Linked DNA regions of Homo sapiens: region 2 is linked to region 1. The links are chromatin loops, found by intact Hi-C in ENCODE. Cell type or tissue: A673. All regions are shown on one strand. Each heading gives the region's core, and the rest is flanking DNA. Links, peaks and the distances in the headings are about the cores only. Region 1 overlaps KAZN (kazrin, periplakin interacting protein). Region 2 has its middle 270 kb from the start of PRDM2.

What was found. Hi-C counts contacts between places; a loop is a spot of excess contacts. Peaks named below come from ENCODE experiments on the same cell type or tissue, not always from the same donor. Only the 100,000 strongest peaks of a DNase experiment are listed, where the experiment ranks them.
Region 2: a loop joins it to region 1, with 6 times the contacts of the local background. A loop is called at or near these places in 4 of 110 quality-filtered maps.

What each region holds. Positions count from the first base shown.
Region 1 is chr1:14,730,834-14,733,745 of GRCh38, reverse strand. The region is part of intron 1 of KAZN (kazrin, periplakin interacting protein); the gene reads right to left. Among named protein-coding and RNA genes, the nearest start is that of KAZN, 130 kb to the right of the region's middle. RefSeq lists enhancers at 1-559, 560-1,281, 1,282-2,003. In A673, for the core only: CTCF peaks have their summits at 1,449 and 1,654; DNase peaks (open chromatin) are centred at 525 and 1,655; H3K4me3 peaks cover 530 bases; H3K27ac peaks cover 1,020 bases.
Region 2 is chr1:13,964,812-13,967,723 of GRCh38, reverse strand. It overlaps a transcript of KAZN not described here. Among named protein-coding and RNA genes, the nearest start is that of PRDM2, 270 kb to the right of the region's middle. In A673, for the core only: a CTCF peak has its summit at 1,746 (motif pointing left); a DNase peak (open chromatin) is centred at 1,733.

The DNA.
Region 1 (2,912 bases), core at 301-2,800:
AGGCACTAAGGTTAAGGTTACTAAGCAGAGCTTTGATGACTCAGACACATCCAGGAAGCTGCTATGACCCCCGAGTCCCCACGCTGAACATCAAAGGGGCCCTGGGAGAACCGGGGGCCTCCAACACTTGAACTGCTCCTTGTATGGAAACTTCCAGAACTCCCCCACTCCCCGAAAGAGAGGTCATCCGGACACCTCCCAGGAAGCATCTCTGCCCGACTCTGAAGGCTCCAGGAGGTCCCACCCTACGGCACGAGGCTGCACTGCCACGGTCATTAATTCAACTATTGCTGAAGTGTTGCAGCGGCGGTGGCTGCTGGAAAATTTGCAAATCAATATTGCACGGCGGGTGGGGCAACGGGAAAGAACTTCTCTGTTCCCATTTCATCAACTTCAAACTCTGGGTTGTGTATTTGAAATAAATGCCATTTCCTCTTCACCAGCTAAGTTTCTCTGGGACTTGTCCTGACTTGCTTTCATGGTAACTCCAAGCACAGGCTGCCGGGAACATGCGAGAATTCTGCAATCACTCAGACTGCTTAATTACCAAGCCTGGGGCAGTGGGCGGAAAGTCCCTCTGTCAGAAAGTCTGGGGCTGAAATCAGAGCTGATCCGCTTTGCAGCCACAGATCCCCGAGAAACACTCAGCGCACTTGTCTTCTAAGAAAGTGGTTGCTCATGTCTGAACCACCCAGGGAGCTGTTTGGAGCTACATTTTTGAATTTCTTCCCAAATCTCATGCAGCAAACTCTTCTGCTTGCTCCGTGAACATAGGGGAAGGAGGGAAGATGTGCTTCCATTTCCCTGTTCATTCAGAAAATACCTATCGGTTAAAGGAGTTTGAAACGAACACTGAGTCACTGAGTGTGCCACAGGGCAGGTGTCCTGATATTTTCTCAGTTTATGGCACTCTTAGAGTCTCAGTAATTTTTCTCATGGCACCGTAGGGCCAAAAGAAATCCCTAACCACTTCGTTTACTAAATAGGTAGGGCCAAACAACTTACTAAGTATTTATGTTCTAACATTGTAATAGCCAGTTGAAAAAATAATACATATATGTTGAAAGAAAAAAAATAAGTTTCATTTTGTTCTTTTCCTTTTGTTTTGAGACAGAGTCTTGCTCTGTCACCCAGGCTGGAGTGTAGTGGTGCAATCTTGGCTCGCTGCAACCTCTGCCTGCTGGGCTCAAGGCATCCTCTGACCTCAGCCTCCCTAGAAGCTGGAACTACAGGCATGTGTCACCATACCCAGCTAATTTATATATTTTTTATAGAGAGGGGGTTTCACCATATTGGCCCGGCTGGTCTTGAACTCCTGAGCTCAAGCAATACACCTGCCTCGGCCTCCCAAAGTGCTGGGATTACAGGCATGAGCCATTGCACCCGGCCTTCATTTTGTTCTTAAATAATCACAAGTACTTACAAATGGAACTTGTGTGCCTACTGGGGACTGCACCAATCCTCCAACCTTGAACTAGGACTGGACTCCAACACCTTTATTTCCCATTCTGCACTGGTCTTGGTGGTACTTGCTTTTTAATCATAGCAACGGCCAATACCCAGTTTCACAAACAAATGCTGTCATCAAAGGGAATGTAGCGGAATGGAATGTTGAAACTGTGACTACCTTGAGCCAGTAGTTCACCCAGGGTCCGACAGGTGTCGCTGTGTTTTCCTTGAAACTTCAGACTATCCCACAGCACTGCACTATCCCACAGCTGACTTCCCACAGCTGACCTCACTGCAGCACCCCAGGGCGGCTTAGCCGCACCATTTGGGAACTGTGGCCAGCAAGTCTGTCGCTTCTTGAGCACAGACCCTGTGCTTTGTGTAACTGACGTATGTGATCTCACGGAACGCTCCCAACCCCCCTCATTTGGTTAGTACTACTGTTGTCATCCTCCTTCTACAGACCAGGACATGAATACTCAGCAACATTAAGGCACTTGTTTAAGGTGCCGAACAGACCTGAGACTCACTCAGGCACTGTGCAGCAGAGGGCATCTTCTCCATCCTCCCAGCACAGTCCAAGGACCTAGGTTCCAGCCCAGGCTCTGCTACCCACTAGCTGTGTGTCCTCTTTCGAGCTTCTCAGCTTCTCTGGTCTCTGAGCCACATCTACCATATGTGGCCTGCAAAGATTATGGTAGCTTCAGGCAGCTGTTTTGCATAGTGACAAGAGATAATAGATGGAGAAGGCTCAGTGCCGACCCAGAAGCAAAACCTTCTGTGGGAAGGGAAAGGGAGGATGGGAGAAAAAGAGAGGAGGGGAACCAAAAAAGTTCCAAGGGTGGGCCCTGGAGCAAGGCTTCTAGAACCGGGGATAAGTCACAGGGCCTTGGGGCTGGGCACCCTTAGCCCACTGCCCAGCCAAGCTGGCTTGGGCATCTTGACTGTTGGCCTGGGGCTGACAATGACGATGATGATGTTTTTTCCTTAAATAACTGAGTTCAAAACAGATGGGAAAATGGGTGCTGCACGATTAAGGCTTTTAGTCATAATTGCTAAAAATAATAATAAAAACCCAGCAGCCTCTTTAATTACTCGGCAGTGCTTCTTTTCTTTTCATTAGACACTTCCATTTGCTCATGATGGTATTGTAAAATGTTTATCAATGCTAATGATGCAGTTCTCCAGAGCCCCATTTTGTTTTAAGGGCTGTAAGTGAAATTGTTAAGAAATAAATTTCCTATGTAACAATACATCACAAAGGAAAGCAAACAGAACAATAGCCAGGGCCTTCTCCCCGGCTAATAGGGATGTCACTTGCTGGGGCCTTGGAATCCATGAGGCCTGAGCATCTGGGTTCTTTGCTGTGCCCAAGAGTGGGCATCTGGGAGTCCCTGGCACAAGAGGGAGGGCCACCATCTTGGAGAATGAGGAGAATGAAGATGAGATTAGAGCCACCTGGG
Region 2 (2,912 bases), core at 279-2,778, 770 kb after region 1:
ACATTTCACTCCCCTGCCCCAGTCTCCACCCATGGAACGTATGAAGGCACTTCTCCTACTCTGTCACAGCCAATCCCAACAACCAGCCCAGAGGCAACGCACTATCATTGGCTCCATTCAGATGGGGAGAATGAGTCTGGGGGAGTGAAGTGCAGTGGTCACCAGTCCTCAGTGGTGAACGCAGGACTTGACTGGGACAGTCTGACCCCCAGGCCTCTGTATTTCCCCCCAGGCCACACTGTCTCCATGCCTACACTGCTGGATGCTGGCCACCACTGATTCCCAAAGGGTCGCCTCAATGTATTATTGGGTGCACTTGGGGAAGGGTGGGGAGATTCCAAAGGCTCCCTGAGGTAATCCTTCTCAATCAGTCCTTCAGTTTCCAGCTCTGGAAGACTTGCATTCCTTGCAGGGTAGGTGAGAGTGGGCACCTTCTTAATTAATGCACTCTTAAGTCAGTCCACACACGTTTGTCCAAAACCTAGACAGCCAACCACAGTTAGGTAAGATGTCAGCCCTGAGGGAAGCCAACTACCAGGTACCTTCTGTGCTATTTTTACAACTTCCTGAGAGTTTAATGACTGCAAAATAAAAAGCTTTGAAAAAAATAACTTTAATCTGTGCTGCATCCCATCTAAGGTGCTACAGAAAATAAAACAGTGAGTAAGCCCTGACTCCTGCCTTTAAGAAGTTTAAAGTCTAGCTGGGCTGAGGGGTGGGGTGGGACCAGTTATACAGACACAGTAGAACGCAGTGATTTAAGACATACATTGTAGACCAGTGCTGTCCAATAGTACTGTATGGTAAACCATATATGTAATTTTTAATTTTCTGATAGTGCATTTAAAAAAGTAAAAAGAAAAAGGTCAAATGAATTTCAGCAACCTTTATTTTATGTAATATATCAAAAAACAACCAGGTCAACAAGTAACCAATATAAAAAATTATAAAAAATTCCTAATGCCATATATTATACTGTGTTTCATTCTAATGCTTCGAAATCCTGTGTCTATTTTACACTTACGGCACATCTCAACTCAGATAGCCACACTTGGAGCACCCAAAAGCCAGCCTCCTGTGGCCAGGGGGCTACTGTGGTAGACACCAAGAGACTACCCTGGGTCCTCCTGAGTTCAGATCCTGGCGTCACCACTCACCAGCCGTGTGGCCCCAGAGATGTCAGGTCACCACTCTAAGCCAGGGCTTCCTTGTCAGTGACCCTGTCCATCCCATGGAGTCCTTCCAAGGATAGTGAGATCTGCTTCACACATCAAGACTGCAGGACCCCACCCCCAGAAAGCACTGTGAGGACCTGCTGCCGCCACTGTAAAGACAGGTCAGAGCCAGGGCTGAGAAGAAGTTCAAGCAAAGAGCTCTGGGGTCCAAAAGGCGCCCCCACTTGCCCTCCCATTGTCCCTGAAAGGTGGTCTTCGTTGCCTCCTATCGCTATTGCTGTTGCCATTTTCCTACCTGGTCCCTGAGCAGCCTCTCACTCAGGTGTGTTGAGGGAGTAGGAGGGAGGGAAGGAGTAGGAGGGAGGGAAGGAAGAGGAGGCAGGGAGAGAAAGCAGAGGAAGGGGAGAGAAATAGGTAGGGCTTGAGGAAGGGAAGGAGCAGCAAAGGCTTAGGAGAGCTCAGGCCCACCTCGGTGTTACGGGTCTGATGAGAAAGAAGGACTTGGAGAGCCGCCTGGACTGTGCTGCTCCCTCTCCCTGCTTTTTGCTGTCCTCTGCCTCCCCCTCCTGGGCTCCATCTCCAATAACCATGTAAATCAGGGAGGACCCAGCCCTTCTTGCAGGAGGACGTTCAGCTTGGCAGGAAACCAGCTGGAATCATGAACTCTGGAGGGCTCATGAGAGCTTCCTAATTCAGAGGAAAACATTTTACATTCAGGTGATGACATGGAAACAATGTAATTCAATCAGATAGACCCACCGGTTATGAGAAGACACTAGACTTTGCCCCGTGGAAATAGAGATAATTAAGACGCAGCTCCAGCCCTCCTTGACTTCACAGCAGAAGTCGCTGCGGAGTGAATTCATTCCATTCACCTGTGCATTGGGCATGATGCTGAGAGTTGGGACTATCGGGCTGCAGATGTATTCCCTGACTTCAGGAAGCTCCCAGTCTTGCTGGGAAATAGCAATGCGAATAAATACTCAAGTTGCAAGGTGGTAAGTGCCACACTTACCAAATAACAGGTCCAAAATATCAGGAAGTGATTCCTTCTGATGTAATAATTATTAAAAGCACCCACCTTAACAAAACACCACCACCCACTTTCCATTGTTGAACATCTGTCATATCCTGAGCACCGAGCTATACACTTGGCATCAGCATCTTATTCAAGCCTCAAAACAGCCCTAGAATGTGACGTCCCACAGCGTCTAGGGGCAGGTGCTGTGAATTTCCCAGGGCGTGAGTCACCATCTCCTCCCCAGGAGCCTCCCATCAGGTCCCCCTGCTTGGACCCTTGCCCCCTACTATCTAGTCTCAACACAGAACTTGAAATCATCTTTTAAAACTGCAAGTTAGATCCTGACCTCCTGCCCAAACCTCTCTAGCGCCCACCCCTCCATGTCACTCAGGGTGGAAGGCAGAGTCCCTGCCTTGACCTGCACTCATCAGGTGGCCTCTCTGTCCTCCCCTGCTGCTCTCACTCTGCCCTCCAGCCTCACTCTCCTGCTGTGTCTGGAATGCCCCAGGTGCGTCCCTGCCCCAGGGCCTTTGCTCTAGCCATGCCCTCCACCTGGCACCCTCTTATCTACACCACTTGCCTCACCAGCTCCCTCATCTGCTTCGAGTCTTTGTCCAACTGTCAGTTTCTCAGGGAGAGCTTTCCCTGCCAGCCTGTTTAATGCTGCGACCTGCACCCTTCTCACTGTGGTAGATTGACTGCAAGAGTGACCACAA